Regions from separate parts of the Homo sapiens genome. Here all the other regions are linked to region 2. A link is a loop called in an ENCODE intact Hi-C map of the cell type or tissue named here. Cell type or tissue: heart right ventricle. All regions are shown on one strand.

Evidence for each region. A loop is a pair of places that touch in the nucleus more often than their neighbours do. Peaks named below come from ENCODE experiments on the same cell type or tissue, not always from the same donor. Only the 100,000 strongest peaks of a DNase experiment are listed, where the experiment ranks them.
Region 1: it touches region 2 in a loop (4-fold over the local background); 11 of 110 quality-filtered maps call a loop at or near these places.
Region 3: it touches region 2 in a loop (2.5-fold over the local background); 19 of 110 quality-filtered maps call a loop at or near these places.

Annotation. Positions count from the first base shown.
Region 1 is chr14:76,382,890-76,390,889 of GRCh38, forward strand. All of the region lies in intron 1 of ESRRB (estrogen related receptor beta), which reads left to right. Among named protein-coding and RNA genes, the nearest start is that of ESRRB, 11 kb to the left of the region's middle. RefSeq lists an enhancer at 3,612-4,112 and a silencer at 4,312-4,411. In heart right ventricle, CTCF peaks have their summits at 4,472 (motif pointing left) and 4,697; a DNase peak (open chromatin) is centred at 4,452; H3K27me3 peaks cover 1,735 bases.
Region 2 is chr14:75,903,432-75,911,431 of GRCh38, forward strand. All of the region lies in intron 31 of TTLL5 (tubulin tyrosine ligase like 5), which reads left to right. Among named protein-coding and RNA genes, the nearest start is that of TGFB3, 75 kb to the right of the region's middle. In heart right ventricle, CTCF peaks have their summits at 3,445 (motif pointing right) and 3,652; DNase peaks (open chromatin) are centred at 2,230 and 3,460; H3K27ac peaks cover 1,893 bases.
Region 3 is chr14:75,791,018-75,799,017 of GRCh38, forward strand. TTLL5 (tubulin tyrosine ligase like 5) reads left to right here. Exons shown (of 32, transcript NM_015072.5): 27 at 1,899-2,083. Among named protein-coding and RNA genes, the nearest start is that of TTLL5, 130 kb to the left of the region's middle. In heart right ventricle, CTCF peaks have their summits at 2,989 (motif pointing left), 3,690 (motif pointing right) and 3,893; no DNase peak of the experiment used is centred here; H3K27ac peaks cover 1,216 bases.

The DNA.
Region 1 (8,000 bases), 480 kb after region 2:
ATTCAATATTGTCATTCAGCATCCCCGGGACTGAACCTTTTCAGGGAATGGTTTTCTGGAAAATTTTATTATATTTCTCAATGTCATTTCATTCAGAGGTCAGAAGGCAGTTAAACAAACTCCAACAAGCCTTTGTTTTTATCTTCTGATTTCAAATGTGATCAATTTTTATTTAAAATCGTATCAGAGACCTCTCCTACCAATTATAGGGGCAGTCAGCCTTGTGCCTGACCATTGGTGTTTACCAAAATCCTGCATTTAAAACTGTACGAATGTGAAGTGTCAAATTGAATTCAATCTTTTCTATCAAGGAAACGATGAGTTTAAAAACCCCAAATACCAAATGTGGTTTTAACTTGGTTCTTTTATTTTTAATGGCTTGAATTGGCTTGAGTTCATAAATTAGTTTTTATGTTTTATTCTTTTTGTTAATTCATTTTGAAATTTTTATTGGTTTTTTTTTTGGCATTTTCATCTGGCTTATGCTTTAAAAATGATGCCTGATAAAGGGTCTTTGAGAATCATTGGCCTTTTGATGTGTTCTTGGTTTCTGAAGGGCAAAGAACAAGGAAATACAGGTGTAAGGAAATGCTATAGGAGAGGATGGAAGGGGTGAAGAAGCGTGATCTTTTAGATGAGATTTCTCTCGTGTTTTACAATTTAGCATTTTCCTTTGTCTTCATTTTTTCCCCTCTATTTTTATTCCAGCTTGCTGTAGTTTGCCCTTGTCCTTTTGTCCCTCCTTGACTGTTTTGGAGGAAGGAGTGTAGGTGTGTGGTCTGCCTGAGTGTGAGTGTGTGTGTGTCTGTATGGCTGGCTGAGCTGTTCAGAGGTGCTGAGCATGATTAGTTGGGTAAAGTCCCAAAGCAGAATGCCTATAATTGGCCCCCCTGTTCTGATTCAGCCATCAATACCTTTATTCATGGCCGCTGGCTGGCTCACGTTTTGGTGAAAAAAACAAGAAGGGTGTAGACCTGCTGTTTACAGACAAATTTCAGGTGGTCTGTTTGTTATCTGAGGCGCGTGGTGATAGGGGCTGCAGGTATGGGTGAGGATATGAAGAAGCACTAAACTTTATGCAAAACCAATTTTTAAATCCCTCCCCTCATCTCACCGCCTATGCTTGGAACCCTAGTTTGGGATCTTGGTGATGCACAGTAAATGAGCTGTTGTATGCTTTTGTTTTTGTCTTCCTAATCGATCAGCAGAAAACATTTCCTTTTGATGGTGAAACAGGACTTCAGCATGCAGAGCGCAGTATTTATCCTCTTACTTTTAGCTTCACTCTTTGTCATTTGTCTCTTGGGTTTGTTGACATTGTCTACCTAAGCAGTCAAGCTAACAAGCTTTGGCAGAAAGAACACTGCTTTTACAGAAATAGTAGCAATTTTAATGTGATGGTTATAATAATTGTGATTACAGTAATCACAGCTTGTACCTTTTTCTTCCCAAAAAGCGCAAAGCAATTCTCGTAACCATTTTTCTCATAGTAGCTGGATGAGGGTGACCGTTTCTTGCTCCCAAACATAAATATCTTCGTGCAAACATAAACATGCAAAGGCTGCAGGTTTGCGTGTCTGAATTCACCCAGGAGCAAAAACTGCCTGGTCTCTGAATACGAACAGGCAGGTAGAGGAGAATACGGTGTTAACCACCTGGCCCCCCTGAGAAAAGCTGGGTGCTTTGCCTTTGAACGAAGATGGGAGAAGTGTTTCTTGTAAGTGATGCTGTGCCAAGTTTGACCCCACTACTGCCGGCTTCTATGCCCCGTGCCATGCTCTGCCTCCCAGTTTCCCCTTGCTCCTTGGTTCCTCTGGCTGCATTCTCATGACAGGTTTGCAGACCAAAGGCACAGAGAGGACAAGGGGGGGTTATGACTTGGCGCATGTGAATATCTGGGAGAAGAACTGTGTGAAGAGAGAGGCAAAGTCATCTCTCCACCCTTGATCGCCTTCTTGGCCATTTGGCTTCTATGAGGCCGTTGTCCCTGCTCCTGAGTACCTCAACCTGCACTATGGAGGTGATTAGAGGGAGGTCATCAGGGAACTGACCTCTCTGAATTTCCATGTCCCTTCTTGTGATGCTTCATGGCGACTCCCAGACCTGAAGCCTGCTCACCTACAGACCATGCTCATCTGTGCGTTACTTTAGAATCCATCAATGCTTCTGTTATTTCCTCTCTCATTTCCTTTTTTGTATATGTATCGTGGAACGAAGAAGCAGCTCTGCTTCACCTAATATTCCAGGGTCCCATAGCTGTCTGTATTTTTTTTCCATCTCAATATTCTTATTCATGTTCTTACTCATAGTTTCTTTTCCTCAGGAAAAAAAAAAAAAAACAACCAAACCTCAAAGCTTTGGATTATTAATTGATTATTAACTGATTTTACAAACAAATCATTCCACCCCCAAGGAATGCAAGCAAGACTCTGGCTGTGCTGCTTAGGTTGAGATCTGCTTTCCCCCTCAATCGGTGAGAAATTTTATATCTTCAATTCCCTTGTTGGACCCTGAGTAAAAAATTAATTCATGAATAATAAAAACCAATCAGTCTTGTTGAGTTTAAGAAGGATTAGGAGAAAGGGTGTTTTTTCTTACAGAGAACATTTGGAATCTGTGTGTCACTGTCACCGAGTGTTTGGGGGTGGCTTGAGCGATGCCTTTATTCATGGCAAATGAGCTGTTGATTATCCTGAGTATAACACATCTTCCTCAGTTGTTAAGGCCAGCTTACTGCTGACTGTTACGGGGTTCCTACCCACTGCTCTCCCACCATCCCGTACTCCAAGCCAGTGATAATTCACTGAAATTAAGACAGTTTCCTGTGTAAGTGGCATATAACCAAATAGCAACTGACCTGGCCTTTGCATTATGAATAAGCCCATTTGTTGATGGGATGGAGTCCTTCTTGGTTTCCCTCCCCTTTCTTTCTCAGGAAGTAATTGACCAGAAATTTACATGCTTTTCCCAGAACTACAGAAATTAGATGTGTAGATTCTCTTTTCAGTTTCCACTAATAGTATCTACCTCCCAGGGTTGTTTTGAAGATTTAGTCAGAGGACAAGCACCAGGCATATAGTAGGTGTGCATTAAATGTCCAGTGTTATTAATTTTTTGATGTTATCTTTGGGGCATTACTTTTTATTCCTTTGACATAATCTCACAATTATAGTCTTCCCTACAGTGAGACTGGGGTGCTTGAACTGACTACTTTGTTTAATGTGATCAATATGGCTCGCGTGTCAATATGTAACACAAGGGGATTAAAGAAGGAATTACAGTTTGGGATGGAGAGGATGAATAGGAAATTTTCCTCTGAACGAATCCCTATATTTTCAGTAGGGCTGTCCAGTAAAATACAGGATACCCAGTTAAATGTGAATTTTACATAAATGTGAGTATCTTTTTTTGTATAAGTAAATCCTATGCAATGCTTGTTAAATCTGGCAACCCTATCTACCCATGACTGTTTTTCTTAAAATAGTCTGATAAGAAACACATTGCTCTTATTTTTTTTCTGCTTTTGACCAAGCCCGAAAGATTAATTCTAGGTTCGGTTTTTTAATTTTTTTTTTTTTTTTTTTTGCGACAGAGTCTCACTCTGTCACCCAGTCTGGAGTGCAGTGACACGATCTCGGCTCACTGTAACCTCTGCCTCCCGGGTTCAAGCGATTCTCCTGCCTCAGCCTCCTGAGTAGCTGGGACTACAGGTGTGTGCCACCACACCTGGGTACTAATTATTTTGTATTTTTAGTAGAGACGGGGTTTCACCATGTTGGCCAGGTTGGTCTCAAACTCCTGACTTCAGGTGATCTGCCTGCCTCTGCCTCCAAATGACCATCTTTAACATTTTACCAATATGAATGTGTTAGGCTGGCCGTGCCCTTAGATATGGCAGTGGGTAAGTTCCCTCGACCAGATATATTGATAGAGTTACAATTAAGTAAATAAATCTGCTGAATGAGGTCTCCTAACAGCACCCAGGGCTACTGAATTTTGCCTTAGGGAGGAACAGGGTAAGTCAAGTCTTTTTGGGAACCTGTCTGTGCCTGATGTTTCCCTGACAAACGGGTTGGGGTGCTGGACTGCCAGAACCTGAGACCCCAGAAACTGGAAGTTACCCTTGCCCCACCCTGGAGGCCAAAGCAGCAGCTCTCCCTACCTCCCCACACAAGGACAGGAGGCTGACCCTTGTGAGGGTCTCCCAGGAGGCTGAGGGGAAGCAGCCCAAATCAGTGTTAGGTGGTGGATCAGGGAGGGTTAGGACTCCAAACCTGAAGCAGAGCTAGTTGAGAGCATGGATGAACCGGGTCTCGCCAACAGGGTACCAGCGGACCCCAGCTTCCCCTCATTCACCTCTCAGAACAGCACAGTCGCACAGCCTTGGTAAACACAACCATTGTTTTAAGCCTGATGCCCTCACAGCCCCGGGTACGGGGAATGGAAGAGCTCTAGAGCCCCCTACAGGCACTCACTGGCACTGCACCCCATGGGTGACAGTTCTGCAACAGAGCCTTCCCTTGGTGGGGTGTATGGAGAATCCCAGGGGGTGAGCCTTCAGAAGCTCAGGGGTGAGCTCAGGACCCTGGCTTTAGAAAGCAGCTCTGGTTTTCACCTTTCCGAGCCCTGCTCCATGCAATTTAGCACTGCAGCTGCCTTGTAGTGTGGTATTCCTCCCAAGCCCCACCATGCATGCATGCACACCTACACACCACACACTCACTGCCTCCGTGGCTTGCCTGACCTCCAGACGGGCTGGAAAGTGCTCAGGTCTGATTCAGTTTGAGGAATGACCTCCAGCTGCTGAATATGCAGAAGCCGTGCAGCCAGCACCATTTTCAGAGCCAGATACTGGTGTTCAGATGCTCTTCTCCAAGCCACCTAATTCTCTGGGGAATCATTTTAGGATTTGATGTAAGAAAAGTGTCTGAGGGGGGATAGGAGAGCTAAATATAAAGTGTAAGGCCAGAGATGGGCGATTGTAATAGTAATAGTTGTAGTAATTGACATTTATTGAGCATTTACTGTGTGTCAGGCTTTGTCCTAAGAATATTTCATGTATGAAATCATCACTTCCTCACAACAATCCTAGGAAGTAGGTATTATTATCATCCCCCATTTCACAGGTAAAGAAACTGAGGTACAGAGACGTTAAGTCATTTGCCCAAGGTCACACAGCTGACAAAGCTGGGATTTGCACAGAGGCTGTCTGGGTGTGTGCCTGCACTCCTCACCCCGATGTTATGTGTCGCTCATTGCATCTAGAATTTCAGCTTTCTTTCATTCTTTTTTTTTTTTTTTTTTTTTGAGATGGAGTCTCACTCTGTGGCCCAGGCTGGAGTGCAGTGGCGCAATCTCGGCTCACTGCGCGCTCTGCCTCCCAGGTTCACGCCGTTCTCCTGCCTCGGCCTCCCAAGTAGCTGGGACTATAGGCGCCTGCCACCATGCCTGGCTAATTTTTTGTATTTTTAGTAGAGAAGGGGCTTCACTGTTCATCCTGTTAGCCAGGATGGTTCTGATCTCCTGACCTCGTGATCCATCTGCCTCAGCCTCCCAAAGTGCTGGGATTACAGGCGTGAGCCACTGCACCCGGCCTAGAATTTCAGCTTTCTAACTCCTGCCTTCAGAACACCTTGTGTAGATCTAACACTTGGGCAAAGTTTAAGGTGGTGGTGGAGGGGGAAAAGACCAAGACCCATGTCTTGGTTCTGAAAAAAATAAGGTGGAAGAATTGCTGCACAGAGTCAGACCTCTCATCCCCCAGGTCAGCTTCCATCCTTGTCCTCGGCACAGGAGAAAGCTGTAGGAAGGAACTTTTGGTCTTCCTGACATCATCGTCCAAGGGCCCATGCCCAGCCTCTGGAGGCCACTCAGTGGTTTGACCCCCTCCATGCCTCTCCTAGAGTCTATCATAAACATATTTTGAAGCCGACTTCCCTCTTCTCAGCTTGCATTTTCTCCTGTTCCTTGCCTTCCCATCATTCTCTTATCGCCCATTCTCCAACAGCTCCCAAGTCTGAGTCTCAGTGCCCTACCTTGGTGCCCGTCTTGGATTCCCGCAGGCACCACACAGCAGCACGTGCAAAATCAAAGACAGCATCACACTCTAAACCTGCTTATCCTCATGTCTCTTTAGGCAGGCACCCCCCACCAAGCCAAGATATGGAGCGTATCTTCAGTTCTTCCCTCCTGCTCTTCATTGTTGAGTCCCCTCCTACATCTGGAAAACTTTTACCTATGTATACACCTCAGATCTAGTCATTCTTGTATTGCTTCCCCCAACCCTGGTCTGCTTAGCAAACTTCTATTTATCCTTTAAAACCCTGCTCAGGTATCCCCCTCTGTGTGGAGGCATCCCTGACTTCTCCCTGGGGGAATTAGTCTTTCTCCTTGCAGCTGTTCTCTGTCTCATGCCCCTGACTGGTTTACAATCTGTTGGATTTGAATATTTGCTTATTTTTTCTCCTAGATCATGAGGTCCTAGAGTCCAAGGTCATCTCTGTGTCCCCAGTGACACAGAGTGGGTGTTTAATAAATGTTGGTTGAGCTAACCTGAGGGGATTGGAAGTAGTTAAAGGGGAGCCCTTGGGGGAAAAGAGGCAGAAAGAAGGGCCTGGGAAGAGGTAACCAGGAGAGCACTGGTTCTGCCACATTTTTGCCCTGGTTGAGCCATGGAGGCAGCTCTGGCTTGGGGAGCATTATATCCTTCTGGGAGGCAATGCAGTGTTGGGGTTAAGAGGGAAAACCCTAGCTCCAGACTAACTGAATTGAAATCCTGGTCCCAATGGTGTGCTGGAACCAGCTCAAACCAGCTCAGGAGAGCTCACTGTTAAATATTCAGCAGTTTTGTGGGCTGATGGTCAAACACAATCATTATTAAAAATTAAATGGTATAAACTTATAATTAAATACATTGTATTAAAAACAAAGGTAATAGATACCACTCCTCACTTCCTCATATCTTAGTACATTTCACTTTACGTTCTTGCCATCAATTTACACCTAATGTATGGTGGAAAAACCATGCGATGCTGAGCTGCTGCCTGTCTCTTCCCAAGCCTGCATTCCATGATGACACACTGGTAGTTTGAGAACAGCCATGATGGGAGTATTTACACCACGGAAATTGGCAAATGCTACAGATCCGCCGTCCCCCAGCTGGCCATTAAACATTTATTACCACACCACTGCACTGGCTCCGTCACATCCCAGCTCTGTGACCCCAGATAAATGACTCAATCTCTCTGTATCTCAGATTCCTCTTCTGCTGTGATCTTCCACGTTAGATTGCTGTAAAGATTAAAAGTTGATAAACATGGCTGAGTGCGGTGGCTCACGCCTGTAATCCCAGCACTTTGGGAGGCTGAGGTGGGCAGATCATTTGAGGTCAGCAGTTTGAGACCAGCCTGGCCAACATGGTGAAACCCCATCTCTATTAAAAATACAAAAATCAGCCAGGCGTGGTGGTGGGCACCTGTAATCCCACCTCCTTGGGAGGCTGAGGCAGGAGGATCACTTGAACCCAGGAGGTGGAGATTGCAATGAGCCAAGATTGCGCCACTGCACTCCAGCCTGGAAAATAAAGCAAGACTCAGTCTCAAAAAAACAAAAACAAACAAACAAAAAAAGATAAATATAAGGTACTTATAGCAGAAACTAGTACACAGTAGGTGCTCAATAAATATTAGTTCTTTTTAGTATTTCTTCTCATTGCTCCAGTGATGCCCCTATCCAAATTCTACGGAAACAGATGACGTGCCAGGTAGAGGAATGTAAGTTTTATTTCTAGAGCATAAGGTTCATGTCCTTTCCCTACAGGACCCCTGTGCGTAGGGTTTAACTTGAGGAGCTAAGTGCGGGAAGTAAAAACCATGAATTTTCCAAGGGGAAAGGCGCTGATGGAGAGGTATGCTGAAGCCTCCAGGCCATGAGAGGATTGTGCCCCAGGCCCTTTGAGGAAATGAGGCCACAGCAGCACATGGTTGAACAGGTGAGGCAGG
Region 2 (8,000 bases):
GCAGGGAGTGGAAGGGGAAAAGGTTGTGAGGTAGTAGGGCCATTTTATGAGCCATGTAGGGAACTTGGTCATTGCCCTGACAGCAATAAGGAGCCATCGAGGAGTTTTAAGCAGGAGGGGGCTGGGTGGCTAGGGGTCAGGGATTGACATAATACACCTTAAAATGATTACAAGATCTCTGAGAAGCTCAGGCCAGGTACAGTGGCTCATGCCTATAATCGCAATGCTTTGGAAAGACGAGGCAGGAGGATCTCTTGAGACCAGCCTGGGCAACAAAGTGAGACCCTATCTCTACAAAAAAAAAAAGTTTTTAATTAGCCAGGTGTGGTGTGACATGCCGCTAGTCCTAGCTACTCAAGAGGCTGAGGTGGGAGGATCACTTGAGCCCAGGAATTCAAGGCTGCAGTGAGTTGTGATCCTGCCACTGTACTCTGGCCTGGGTGACAGGGCAAGACCCTACCTCTAATTTAAAAAAAAAAAAAAAAGCCAGTTACTTGACTACATCCTGGGGATAATTATATGTATCTCATAAGGCTTATAGTAAGGATTAAATGAAGCAATATATAGGGAAGGCGCTATAACTACTGTAACTACACCCGGGCCACTACTACCTCATAACCTTTTCTCTTTCCACTCCCTGCTCATGCCCCAGTTCCCAGCCACACTGATCCATGGAAGTATGATAGGAGTATAAGGATGTGTTCTCCACTGAACATTTTAGAACCTGAATTCAAGAAATACTTGATGGGTATCTATTCACCTCACTCCTCCAAAAAAAAAAAAAAGGAAAGAAAAAAAGAATTACTAGAACATGGTAGTTAACTATATTTTTAAGAAAGTAAACCTTCACCTGGGATTGTTATGAACTGCGAAGTAATGGCACAAGGGAATCATGGCCAAGTGTGAAGGATTTCTGTGAGATACCCTATGAGAACCCCTTTGGCTCTTCAAGTTTGCTTCTGCTGGAGAAGTTCACAAACCCAAGGAGTTCCCTGACTATACTTCATTTGCGTGTCTGATTGATAAATTAAGTGTTGAATTGAACTTTGCATGCACTCCAGCTGAGCCAGTTGGAAACTTGGGTGGTCAGGTGGGTCATACTTGCAGCATCTTGACCGTGAATTACTGTTTACTGACTCTTGGTAACGTTATTTAGAAGATTTTGTGGCACTCATACTGAACTTGGTGTCAGTATGAAACCACAGAGCAAGAAGAAGAAGTTGTATTTCTTCCTGGCTTCTCATAGTGACCTTTCCCTGCTAATTCTACTTTATGGTAACAAGCAGATCATTCTTCTTCATTGTTTAGGTAGTTTATTACTTACTGCTTTTGTCACCAATAGGCTCTGGGCCTCTGAACTTTTCGAATTTGTTTCTACTCTGATTTTTCTGGTGTTCCTGATCGTTAGTTAAAGAAACACTGAGGTGCATGATATAGTAAGCTTCAGGCATTTTCTATACTTCCCAATGAACATTTTACCTTCACAGCATTAGTAACTAAATCTGTTACAGTTATTTGTACAACTAGTAAGTAACTGCCAGGCACACCAACATTTGAACTGAAAATCATTTGCTTTCTGTATTACAAGTAGATTTAAAGCAGTTCTATCCTAGGGGTTCAGAAGGATATCCTACAAAAAGGAGATTAGGTTCCTAGTAGCAACATTTTTCTGTAAACCCACAAGAAAGAAGAACAACTCTCATAATAAGTCTAAAAGTTTACACCTCTCCCTGAGACCTGGGAAGCGTGTGCCTATGTAGGAATCCCTAAACCATCTTTGAAAGGTATTTAGCCCATCTGGTCCAGTTAATTCAATCCGTTAAACATGATATTGAGTCCAAGACTATAGCAGAAGTCTGTTTTCTAGTTCCTTAATTCTTCCTGTAAGTCTTGCCTGCCAGGCTTTCGGCTGTGTGACTGTTCTCTCGCAGTCTGAATGAGATAGTGATTCGTCCCAGGGCACTGTTGAAAAACAACTCAGAGTCCTTTCCTATAGATGGTGGCTTAATGGCATTCTTGGTATTATGAACATTAAATGAGATAGTGAATTGAAAGCTCTTAGCAGAGTACCTGGAGTACTCCATGAATGTGGTTTTTCCTTGACTTACCAACCTCAGGCTTTATATTAGTAGTTTGCTGTGGAAGGGAAGTTTTAGAGTCAGCAAATTTGGAAACTTGAGAAGGAAGCTGGAGTGAGAGCTCTTGGCCCAAAGCCAAAGTCGTTGGCCTTCCTTCTTTATAACTGTGGTGTTCTTCTTGAGTTCTGAGGTGGTGATGGTAAACTAAAATAGCAGAGAGCAACAGATTAGATAACTGACATTTCTCTCATGCTGATTTGATAATGTAAACTACCATTACTGTAGGAGTCTGAAGCCGCAGCAGCTGCCCTCATCCCTGCCCCTTAGCTTCTGCCTAAGCCTTTCCTGTTCTGGAGCCCAACCTCTCCCTCCTTTTATTTTTAAGCTCTTAGTAGTCTGCAATTGGTGGAAGGGACCTTACCACCTTTAGAAAATCAATGATGGATTTCATGTGCAAGCAGTGAGCAGTGTCCTTATTAAATGTTCGTTGTTTCTGGCCCTAGTAAAATGTACTATAGCTTTGTGCTTTTTGGATGGGGATGGGGCAACAGCACATCAGTGTGACTCTGACTGCCCACTTCGTTGGGTCCCTGAGACAACAAGAGAAAGGAACATTACTATATAGTAAACCCTGTGGAGCCAAAACCCTAAGGATCTAGATGTCACTTTAACTTTCAAGCAAAATTACTTGCCTGGCAGCTCTCAACAGAATGGCCTATTTTCATGATCAGATTCTTACTCTTTTCACCACGTGTTGTATAGTTTTTGGAGCTCCTGGGTGGATCTGGAGTACAGTCACATAAAACCCCTGATTGCTCCCCAGATTTTCTTTCCAGAGCCAGAGGGGTAAGAATTTGGGTTGATCACCCACTTTTACGCTGTTCAAAAGCAAAAGAGAGACTGTGAATTGGAATTTGACAGGAAGTGGGGTGGCGTTATCTGGGGGAACGGTGATCCCCTTAACCTAGTTTCAGATTTTACCTTGTGTCCTTTGGGCCAAAATCAAATGTAGTGTTAAGTAGAGATACTTTTTTCCATTTTTCAGGATCTTTGGATACTCCCCAAGTTATTTTCGCCACATCCAAACCCTTGCCCACACAATCTGAAGCCCTTGCTACAGTTATAGGACAGAGAAAATCAAAGTCGGTGAAGTCAGGGCCAATTTAAGGTAACGGTAAGAATAAGAGCATATTTTTATCATTTTCACTTGCTGACTTTATACTACAGCAAGAGACTTAGTGGCTACCAAAAGAAGTTCTAGCTTCTCAAAATGACAGTGAAGTTGGGGCTTTATAAACCAAAACTTAGAAGGATGCTCCCAAACTGGGTCAAAGTTGAGCTCCAAATAGTTTGCTCCTATAATGGTCTACCAGTAGGTGGCGCTGTGGCAGTAAGAACTTTCTCTACTATTACTAGAGGCTTTTGTTTAAAAATACGAGGATTTTAAGACAATTCAAATAAAGAAACTAAAACCATAATTGAGTTATCACAAAGTATAACATAATATATGGGAAAACATGATATTTGAAGGTAAAGTTGCAGTAGTTGCAAAAGAGAATGGATATTTATTATTAAGGCTTTTAGACTAGAATTTATAAACTGGACTTTCAGATTATGGGAGGCAGGGAGGGAACAAATTTTTTTTCAAATTTTGGTGAGGTTGATGAATTGTGTTTTTGCTGAGTTACTTAAATAAACATATGCTATAATTAGCAGCAAAACAAACTGTAAACCTCATCCTCCATCCAACCAAAAAAAGCTCATACACCGAAGGCATGGTCTAACTTGATTTTGTGAAGCTGTTTCCACACTTCACCAGCACTGCCGTCAGTATTTTGTTCCCAGCCATGGCCTTCAAAATTTTCCAGAAAATTCTGCGAAACTTCAAGGCTTTGATAATTCCTTTCCTCTTTGTTCTGCCCTACACACTGATGCATTAACGGCACACCTGCCATGAGGCTAATACTCTTCTTACCTCTGGGGGAATATTTATAAACTTATTTGAGAAACGTTATTCATCAGAATACCCCAGGAGTGCAAAAGAGAGAGGAAAATTATTTACCCACCACAGGATTCATTTACATTGGATCAGCAAGCTTCAAATATCTTTCCCTAGCCCATCTAAACTCTTCCCAGAAAGGAATGAGAAGAGAGAAGGGAACACCAAATCCATGGCTTGGTCATATACCAAAATTTACTGGAGAAACTGAAAACAACCAGAGTTCTTTTGGTAATTCTTAGCCAATGGCCCTTTAATTCTGATACTAAGCAGCCTGTCCAATGATGAACAACTAATAAAATATAGAAGACTAAAGCAAGAAGGTCAGTATTTCCCTTAGGAGACTGGCAGCCAGAAGAACAAATGTGACACCAAGCTCCAAACTAAACTGATGGCCTGCCAAGAAGTACTCATGTCCATCTGCTTCTAGGACTGTGATACTTGGACCTGCCACAGTTATAATATCACTTTCCTTGAACCTCATTCATTAGTATCCTTTACAATCCACCCTGAACATTACATGGCAAAATGGGACCATCAGCAAAAGAAGCCTTGGGAAAGAGCCCATTTCTCAACATTTTGATCTCTGTTGCAGATACAGCCATGCTGAGCCTGAGCTGTGTATAAGCGAGGGATGACTGATGCTGTGCTTTGTGATTAGCTGAGGCGATGAGACAGCATGTGTGTATGGACAAAGAGGACAGAGTGGATCAGAGGGTCTCAGAAGTCCAGCTCCTATGACACGACTGTCACTGCTGGGAAGCTGCAGAGTCAGGCCCACCAGCCTGGCATGTGGCCGATGGCAGTGGGCTGCATCTCTTGAGCAGAAGAATTAGGTTGTTTACAAAGTGAGGAGGCAGAACCCCACAGGCCTCAGCCCTCACCTGAAGCATGCTTTCTTTTTATTGCAAATGCAGTGCAGGCAGCAGAGGTCCCTTCAACCATAATCACGAACGAATGTCATCACCGGCCATGACAGTCCTAGAACCTCTTCATATGTGGGTTTAGAGAGGCAGTCAGGTTAGAGAATTTGAGTTGTGTTTGCATTACATGTTTTATAAAACTGAGAAAAACGTCAGTTGTCCTTATCAGAGTGGAGGGAGCTGTGCTGAAGGATATTAGGAGCAAAGCCTGTGTATGACCCCTGTATGCTGCCCAGGGCAAGTGTCATATTTAAATACCTACATTGTTCTTTGTTTTCTTAGATTCTGTATTTGTCTGTTCATCAGAGGGCTAATTATATTAACTATATTTTCTTATTTTCTGTATGTATATATATATTTTTTTAGACAGGGTCTTGCTCTGTTGCACAAGCTGGAGTGCAGTGGTGTGATCACGGCTCACTGCAACCTCCGCCTCCTGGGATCAAGCGATCCTCCCACCTCAGCCTCCTGAGTAGCTGTGACTACAGGCATGTGCCACAATGCACAGCTAATTTTTCATATTTTTAGTAGAGATGGGGTTTTGCCATATTGCCCAGGCTGGTCTCGAACCCCTAAGCTCAAGCAATCCACCTGCCTTGGCCTCCCAAAGTGCTGGTATTACAGGCGTGAACCACCACACCTGGCCATTTTCTGTATTCTTAGTGCCCTGGCATTTGGGATCCTTGCAGGCCCAGGCGAGAGAGTGCCTTTCACAGGGCTAGTTAATTCCTAAACGTAGTAACAACTTGTCCATGAGCACATCTTTTATATGCAAACCAACCAGTCCTGAGTATCTACACCCAACCTCCTTATCAAACTTTCACACACCAACCCAAAATTTCCCCTGCCCTAAAATCGTCTCAGGGCCAGGTACCAGGCAACTAGATACCATCCCTATACCCTGAAGCCCCCTGGAATTATCTAAACTAGCCAATCCAGCCAATCCAAAGCTGTTTAATTGCCCTGCCTTGCCTTTCCTATGGAAGCCCCAGCAAAGGTTCTGACCTAGGCTTTTCCCCCCACTGCTGTCTTCTGCCTCCAGACTGACACTGGTGCATTCACTGTGACCCTGCTTAGTGTGCAGTGACCCCCTCTCTGGGAGCTGTCAGAATAAACGATACCTTCCTTCGGAGCCTTGTTTTTGTTTTCCTCCTGTGGCCACACCAACTTTGACATACCGTATCCAACATGTACATTCTTAGAACAAACATTAAGAGGATAAATATCTTTAACTTGCGATACAAGGAACCAGGAAGAACCATGAATTAGGTTTACATCACCCAGTTCTAAGCAACTGGGCATAGCACTTCATCCGTAGCCTGTGTTACACAAGTGATGTTTTAACAGTATGTGTTTTGCTGGCATTGACCTGGCTGTAGCCACACAAGAAGGATGTGGATCCCTCTACATGGCAGAATCACCTGGCTGTCAGCCATTGAAGTGCATGCGTTCCTGTCCTGAGGCCTCTTGCATTTCATTTAGTAACTGTTTCTACATTCAGAAACAAAACCCAAGTATAGCTGAACAACCTGGTTGGAAGTGAGGAAGAAGACAGCCTGGCTTTTAGTTTGGGGGAGAGAATAGGGGTACTTCTAAGAATCTATCCAAAAGGGGTTCATTGGCCTTGAAGAAAACCAGAGAACTCCATTTCTAAAATGGATTAAGAGATAGGCTATGGAGGAAGATAACATCTGAAAATTGATATTTTTTTCTTGCTGAACTGGCAAAATCCCAAGAGAGGAGTGATGATTCTTCAGTTATTAACAATTACTACTTTGTTATAAAGAGACACGGGAAGTACAGTGGCCCCTTTCTCAAATTACACTTACATTACAGAAGCACACACACCTCTTGGAAAAAAATGCCTGGCAGCCTGGATTGTTAGAATTGTGCCTACTCCTACATCTTGCTGCAGAGTTGTGTGGTCCTGTGTAATATCCATGCACTTTGGACAGAAGACGATCTAGTCTATTCTTGCAGTCCTGAACTGGGCAAGTAACCAGCATAAGGCTGCCCTTCTTTCTGTCTTTATATATATCACTCCAGGTTATCGATCTGTTCACTGTGGTTATCCATCCTGTGAACCCACACATCTTATAGCCACATACCTTTGCTTTATTGTCCTCATATCCTCAGGGCATAATTGCTCCTGAAAGTTCTAAAGAAAGAAAATGACATGCTAAGCCACGCCTGTCTTTGGAAAAAGCAAGCTTTCCACACGGAAATATTTACACCTCTGCTTACCTGATCTGTAGAGTTTGAACCAGGTCCCAAAAAGTGTAGGTAGATAATAGCAGGGCTTGGAGAATGATGACTTGAAGTGTATTGCCCTGTTGGCATGATTTGTATTGATTTTTATCCTGTATTCTTTCAAATTGTGATTATAAAGAAAAAGACTCAGATTCTCTTAAGTCCTCAAAATGAAGAGCATTACTAAAACTAAAACAGTAGTCTCTTATACTTCTTTGTTCTCGTCTTTTGAACATGCAGGTATTTCCAGTTTGCACCATAGATGTCAAGGGGCTCCCTTCTCTTAAAACTTGAATGCAGGGTTTTTTTGTTGTTGGGGGGTGGGTGGTTGGTTGCTTTTGTTTTTGTTTTTGTTTTTTTGAGTCAGAGTCTCGCTCTGTCACCCAGCCAGACTGGAGTGCAGCGGCATGATCTCAGCTCACTGCAACTTCCGCCTCCCAGGTCCAAACAACTCTCGAGCCTTCGCCTCCCGAGTAGCTGGGATTACCGGCATGCGCCACCATGCATGGCTAATTTTTTTTTTTAATTTTTAGTAGAGACAGTGTTTCACCATGTTGGCCCGGCTGGCCTCGAACTCCTGACCTCAAGCGATTTGCCCACCTTGGCCTCCCAAAGTGCTAGGATTACAGGCATGAGCCACCGCGCCCAGTCTGGTTATGCAGTTAGTTGATACCAGAGAGGAGTAGCTTGAATGTGTGGACTTGCCTTCGCTATAATAAAACATAGCCTCTATCCCCATTATAAAATGGG
Region 3 (8,000 bases), 110 kb before region 2:
TTGGCGTGAACCTGGGAGGCGGAGCTTGCAGTGAGCCAAGATCGCGCCACTGCGCTTCAGCCTGGGTGACAGAGCAAGACTCTGTCTCAAAAAAAAAAAAAAAAAAATACCACTTTGGTATTACTACATAAACTTGAAAATTTACATACTTTGTGACCCAACAATTCCACTCCTGGGCATATACAAGAGGAGCTTTTCTATACGTGTGCCAGCAGATGTATGCAAGGGTGTTTATGGCTGCGTTGTTTATAATGGCAATATGCTTGAAATAACCACAATACCCATTGATAGGGGAATAGAAATATAAGTTGTGGTGTATTTATAAAATGGAATGCCAGACAGCAAGGAAAATGAATGACTTTCAGCTGTATTTATCTAGGATTAATCTTGGAAGAGTAGAGTTGAATAACAGAGCAAGTCCCAGGAAATATCTATATTAGGATACCATTTTTGTAGATCTCAAAAACGAGCAAAATTATCTGGTATTTTGTTTGTATATGCATATACACACAAATATATTTGATAAAACTTTTTTTTTTAAAAGAATGTTTGATAAGGGGAGATTAGGAATGGGGAGGAACAACCACATAGGTTAGTACATATTGTTGATAATGTAATTCCTGGGTTGGGTAGTGAGTTCACAGGTGTTCATTACAGTATGCATATAACTACATATACAGCTATTATAAATATTTTGTATGTACTAAATAATATAGTAAACGTGAAAAAGTTACAGATTCAGAAAATCAGTTGTATATGCAGAATGATCATTGTTATATTAGCATTAATTTTAAAAAGACAGGAAATAGGTTATATTATTTCTACTTTTCTGAGTTTAAAGATTTTTTTTGAAGAGATGTGACTTTTACAATCAGGAAAAATGTGAATTTTTATTTTATTTTATTTTTAGAGACAGGTTCTCTTTCTGTCACACAGGCTGGAGTGCAGTGGCATGATCATAGCTCACTGTAACCTTGAACTCCTGGGCTTAAGCAATCCTCCTGCCTCAGCCTCCCAAGTAGCTGGGACTATAAGCATGAGCCACTGTGCTCAGCTGAATCTTGATTTTATATTAAATAATTTCTTTTTGCCAGAATTTCAGTGCTTAAATAATAGAATGCTCTGATATTACAGTTGAAAGAAGAAAATTTAAATCTGAAAGGGAAATCAGTCATTTGAAAATATACACACACTGGGGCCTATCATGGGGTGGGGGGAGGGGGGAGGGATAGCATTAGGAGATATACCTAATGTAAATGACGAGTTAATGGGTGCAGCACACCAACATGGCACATGTATACATATGTAACAAACCTGCACGTTGTGCACATGTACCCTAGAACTTAAAGTATAATAATAATAAAAAAGAAAACATGTTTTGACTAAAAATATAAAAAAAAAAAGAAAATATAAGATTATTGTTATTTTTCTGAGTATACTCGATTTTGTTTTTATCCCTGTTTCCCTTTTGAGCTTTCTAAGTATTATGGATGATTTGACAGTGGATGCCACAGACTGTTGACAAGTACAGTTACATAACAAGAAAAACAAGAATTATAATGAGTTTCAAATATGTATTTTTTATTCAGTAAGATTAGCAAATTATAGGATTGGTATTCCCCACTACATATAATGAAAATTCTTCTTTGTGAAGCTTTCATTATAAGCAAAAACATATTAATAAATAATGCATGTGGCAGTTTGGTAATAGGAAGAGTTTCTAGGTTATGGTAACCATTTATTTTTGTGATCATTTGAAGATAGTTTATTTCTCCTATATTATTAAAGATCCTTAGGGTTCAGTAAAGTATCTGTTGACCTGAGATTTCTGTCATTATCCTAATTTTTTTCAGGCCTTTTTTTCCTAAATGAGTGAAAACTTTTCTCCGTTTTAGCAGGATCGTGCTATCTAAACAAGCATCATTCAGGAATAGCCAAAACACAAAAAGAGGGAGAAGATGCTTCTTTATATAGCAAACGGTACAACCAAAGTATGGTTACAGCTGAACTTCAGCGGCTAGCTGAGAAGCAGGCAGCGAGACAGTATTCTCCATCCAGCCACATCAACCTCCTCACCCAACAGGTACGGATGGTCTGGGGTGTCCAAGAGCTCTTTGGACCTGAGGATAGAATTAATGACAGGGTACTTTGTCTTTCCCTGTCTTTACTATTCCCATATACTGATGCCTCTTGAATGAGTATTATTAATAGTTGGTTTCAAGCTAAATTATCAAGTTTTTCCTCTTCAAATTTAAAGAAAATAACTTTCTGTTACAGGCATTGTGAAGTAAGTCTGCTACTGGATATGATGTACCTATTTCATGGATAAACAGACTTGAATGTTCATCTGTAAATATAATTTTAAAGGATCTTTAAAAATAAGTTCTTTTCTTTGGTAAAATTTTCCAGTGAGTTCTAGTCTTATAAATCTTTTTACCAGAATTTTATAACATTACCCTTTAAAAAAATTTTTTTCTATACTGCCTCTTATTTCATGATCTCAGGATGTTTTATGGGTAACTGATTAATTTCATATTTCATTATACCCTTATCCAATATAATATCATTCTCCCCATTTTACAGATGGGGGAACCTGAGGCTGAAATAAGTGATGTGATCAAGGTCATTCAACAAGCTGGGTGGATAGAAATAAATAACAGGATATTGTCCTTATGCTATATAGATATTAACAATCTTGCAACACAGTGAAGGTAGATGACACTTTCAAGAGCTTTGTGAATTCTCTTTGTCCTTCTTGCTGGTTATCCCTATGGTGTTTAATTGAAGGAAAAGCCATATCTCTTATTCCTTAATGTTAAATGGCATCAAAGTCCTCCAAAGGAATTATCATAATTTAACTCCACAGTTATATTTTGCTATGTTGCTGATGTGCCAAATTCCTTAATTGGTAGTAACTCTGTAGTGATAATCAAGTCTCGAAAAAAGTGAAGCTGAAAATTACTTTAAGTACATGCTAAAAGTAGGCAACACACTGCTCCCTGGTGGTACCCTACTTATCTGTATAAAATTTAGGACCAAAACTAAAGCTAAGCCTCTCATGGAATTAGTTTTACTTCAGCCTCATCCCAGCGTGTGAAGCAGTAATTATTTTCTTTCTCAAATCCTTAGTTGTTTGAAGGGAGTAAATAAGAAGGCCTAATGTGAAATAGGAAGCAAAGAATATTATAAGAACAATGTTGATTCTTGGAGGGAGTTGGGTAGTTAGATTTTAGTGATAGAATTATGGGAAGAGGGAATAGGATACTAAGATATGATGGGAAGGAATTTTCAAATTAAATAAGTGGCTATGAGACGGGAAAGGCCAGTGCTCTGCTACACTTTTATCATTGGGTCACTAACTAGATTATATGTTTCCGGTTTATAAATGGGCAGCTAGAAGCACCAAGACATTGAGATTTTGTGATTGTAGTAAAAAAAAAAAAAAAATACCCAAAATAGCCAATATTAGTGCTTACCTATCTAGCTCCTATCGTTCACTAGACTGCAAAGCCTACAAAGTGAAAAGATCCTAATCCTGTAGGAATCCAAGGTGACTGTATCCTGATTGGGAAGTCATCCCCCTTCAGTTCATTTTTTTCGTCTATAAAGAACTTCAGTGCCAGCGAATTAAAAGTCCATTAGACTATGGTTTGTAGGGATCTGAACTTGCCATTAGATGTCAGTGTTAACTTTTAGAGTCTTGGTAATAGGGTGGTCAGTACTGAGGGAGGTGCTGTAGGATGTAATAAGCAGGATGGAGTAGTGGAGAAAGAGCTAGATTAGCCATCCAGAGACTTGCCACTGACTCCTGTGTGATCTTGAGCAGTTCACTCCATTGTTATTCTGACACTGACTCCTGTATGATCTTTGGCAGTTCATGCCACTGTTCTGTCACTGATTAGCTATGTGATCTTGGACAGTTCACTCTACTCTTCTGACACTGACTAGCTGTGTGATCTTGGGCAGTTCACCCCACTGTTCTCCTGCCACTGACTCCTGTGTGATATTGGGCAGTTAATTCCATTGTTCTGACACTGACTAGCTGTGTGATCTTGGACAGTTCATTCTACTCTTCTGACACTGACTAGCTGTGTGATCTTGGACAGTTCACTCTACTGTTCTCCTGCCACTGACTAGCTGTGTGATCTTGAGCAGTTCACTCAACTTCTCTTAACCTCAGGGTCTTCACTGATTGATGAGGAAAATACAACAGGGTCATGAGGATATTATGCAAAACCTCTAAATGCAATATATGTGGAAAATATTGTTATTTCAGCCATAAAAGGCTTTCAATAGTAAATGGCTTCTAATTTGGTTAGAAACAAGTTTTTAGATAAAGTGTACTTTTTAGTAGTTTTTCAAAAATTATTGTGGGTACATAGGTGTATATATTTATGGGGTACATACGATTTTTTTTATTTCAGTAGGTTTTTGGGGGAACAGGTGGTGTTTGGTTACATGGATAAGCTCTCTAGTGGTGATTTCCAAGATTTTGGTGCACCTATCACCCAAGTAGTGTACACTGTACCCAATGTGCAGTCTTTTATTCTTCACCCTCCTTCCACCCTTCCCCCCAAGTCCCCAAAGTCCATTATATAATCCTTGTACCTTTGTGTCCTCATAGCTTAGCTCCTACTTATAAGTGAGAACATATGATGTCTGGTTTTCCATTCCTGAGTTACTTCACTTAGAATAATGGTCTCCAGCTCCCTCCAGGTTGCTGCGAATACCATTATTTTGTTCCTTTTTATGGATGAGTAGTAGTCCATGGTGTATATATATACACACCACATTTTCTTTATCTACTCATTGATTGATAGACATTTGGGCTGGTTCCATATTTTTGCAATTGCAAATTGTGTTGCTATAAATATGCATGTGCAAGTATCTTTTTCATATAATGACTTCTTTTCCTCTGGGTAGATACCCAGTAGTGGGATTACTGGATCAAATGGTAGATCTACTTTTAGTTCTTTAAGGAATCTCCATAGTGTTTTCCATAATGGTTGTACTAGTTTACATTCCCACCAACAGTGTAAAAGTGTTCCCTTTTCACCTCTTCCATGCCAACATCTATTATTTTTTGACTTTTTAATTATAGCCATTCTTGCAGGAGTAAGGTAGTATTGCATTGTGGTTTTGATTTGCATTTCCCTGATAATAAGTGATGTTGAGCATTTTCTCATATGTTTGTTGGATATTTGTATATCTTCTTTTGAGAATTGTCTATTCATGTCCTTAGCCTTTTTGATGGAATTATTTTTTTCTTGCTGATTTGTTTGAGTTCCTTGTAGATTCTGGCTATTAGTCCTTTGTTGGATGCATAGTTTGTGAAGATTTTCTCCCACTGTGTGGGTTGTCTGTTTCCTTGCTGATTATTTCTTTTGCCTGCAGAAGCTTTTTAGTTTAATTAAATTCTATCTATTTATCTTTGTTTTTGTTGCATTTGCTTTTGGGGTCTTGGCCATGAAGTCTTTGCCTAAGCCAGTGTCTAGAAGGGTTTTTCTGATGTTATCTTCTAGAATTTTTATGGTTTCAGGTCTTAGATTTAAGTCTTTCATCTATCTTGAGTTGATTTTTGTGTAAGGTGAGAGATGAGGATCCAGTTTCATTCTTCTACATGTGGCTTGCCAGTTATGCTAGCACCATTTGTTGAATAGGGTGTCCTTTCCCCAGGTTATGTTTTTTGTTTGCTTTGTCAAAGATCAGTTGGCTGTTAAGTATTTGACTTTATTTCTGGGTTTTCTATTCTGTTCTATTGGTCTATGTGCCTATTTTTATACCAGTACCATGCTGTTTTGGTAACTATATCCTTTTAGTATAGTTTGAATTTGGGTAATGTGATGCCTCTAGATTTGTTCTTTTTGCTTAGTTGTGTTTTGGCTATGCAGGCTCTTTTTTGGTTCCATATGAATTTCAGGATTGTTTTTTCTAGTTCTGTGAAGAATGATGATGGTATTAAATTGCACTGAATTTGTAGATTGCTTTTGGCAGTGTGGTCATTTTCACAATATTGATTCTACCCATCCATGAGCATGGGATGTGTTTCCATTTGTTTGTGTCATCTGTGATTCCTTTCAGCAGTGTTTTGTAGTTTTCCTTGTAGAGGTCTTTCACGTCCTTGGTTAGGTATATCCGTAAGTATTTTATTTTATTTTTTGCAGCTGTTGTAAAAGGGGTTAAATTCTTGATGTGATTCTCAGCTTGGCGGCAGTTGGTGTATAGCAGTGCTACTGATTTGTGTACATTGATTTTGTATCCTGAAACTTTACTGAATTTATTTATTAGATCTAGGAGCTTTTTGGGTGAACCTTTATGGTTTTCTAGGTATATGATCATATTGGCAAACAGCAACAGTTTGACTTCCTCTTTAATGATTTGAATGCCCTTATTTCTCTTGTCTGATTGCTTTGGCTAGGACTTCCAGAACTATGTTGAATAGAAGTGGTGAAATGGGCATTCTTGTCTTGTTCCAGTTTTCAAGGGGAATATATTCAACTTTTCTACTTTTGGTATAATGTTGGTTGTGGGTTTGTCATAGATGGCTTTTATTACCTTAAGGTATGTCCATTTTATGCCAATTTTGTTGAGGGTTTTAATCATGAAGAGATGCTGGATTTTGTCAGATGCTTTTTCTGTGTCTGTTGAGATTACCATGTGATTTTTGTCTTTGATTCTGTTTATGTGGTATATCACATTTATTGACTTGCGTATGTTAAACCATGCCCGCATCCCTGGTATGAAACTCACTTGATGAAGGTGGATTATCTTTTTGATATGCTGTTGGATTAGGTTAGTGGCAGAAACTGCAATTACTTGTGTAACAACCTAGAATTTTGTTGGGGATTTTTGCATCTGTATTCATCAGAGATATTGGTCTGTAGTTTTCTTTTTTTGTTAATGTCCTTTCCTGGGTTTGGTATTAGGGTGTTACTGGCTTTATAGAATTATTTAGGGAGGATTCTCTTTTTCTCTGTCTTTTGGAATAGTTTCAATAAGATTCGTCTAATTCTTCTTGAATGCCTGATGGAATTCAGCTGTGAATCCATCTGGTCCTGGACTTCTTTTTATTGGCAATTTTTAAATTGCCATTTCAATATTGCTGCTTGCTGTTATCTGTTCAGAGTTTTTATTTATTCCTGGTTTAATCTAGAAGGGTTGTATATTTCCAGGAATTTATCCGTCTCCTCTAGGTTTTCTAGTTTGTGCACGTAAAGGTGTTCATAGTAGCCTTGAGTTATCTTTTGTATTTCTGTGGTGTTGGTTGTACTATCTCTTGCTTCCCTTCTAATTGAGTTTATTTGGATCTTCTCTCTTCTTTTCTTCTTCTCTTCTAATCTTGCTAGTGGTCTGTCAATTTTGTTTATTTATTTTTTTTTCAAAGAACCAGATTTTTGTTTCATTTATCTTTTGTATTGGGTTTTTTTGTTTGTATCAATTTTATTTAGTTATGCTCTGATCTTTGTTATTTCTTTTCTTCTGCTGGATTTCAGTTTGGTTTGTTCTTGTTTCTCTAGTTCTCTGAGATGTGACCTTAGATTGTCTATTTGAGCTCTTTCAGGCTTTTTGATGTAGGCATTTAAAGCTATGAACTTTCGTCTTAGCACCGCTTTTGCTGTATCCCAGAGATTTTGATAGGTTGTGTCACTGTTATCATTCAGCTCAAGGAATTTTTACATTTCCATATTGATTTCATTGTTGACCCAATGACCATTCAGGAGCAGACTATTTAATTTCCATGTACTTGCATGGTGTTGAGGGTTCCTTTTGGAGTTGATTTCCAGTTTTATTACATTGTGGTCTGAGAGAATACTTGATATAATTTTGATTTTCTTAAGTTTGTTGAGACTCGTTTTGTGGCCTATCTTGTGGTCTATCTTGGAGAATATTTCATGTGCTGATGAATAGAATGTGTATTCTGCAGTTGCTGGGTAGAATGTTCTGTAAATATCCGTTAACTCCATTTGTTCTAGGGTATGGTTTATGTCTGTTGTCTCTTT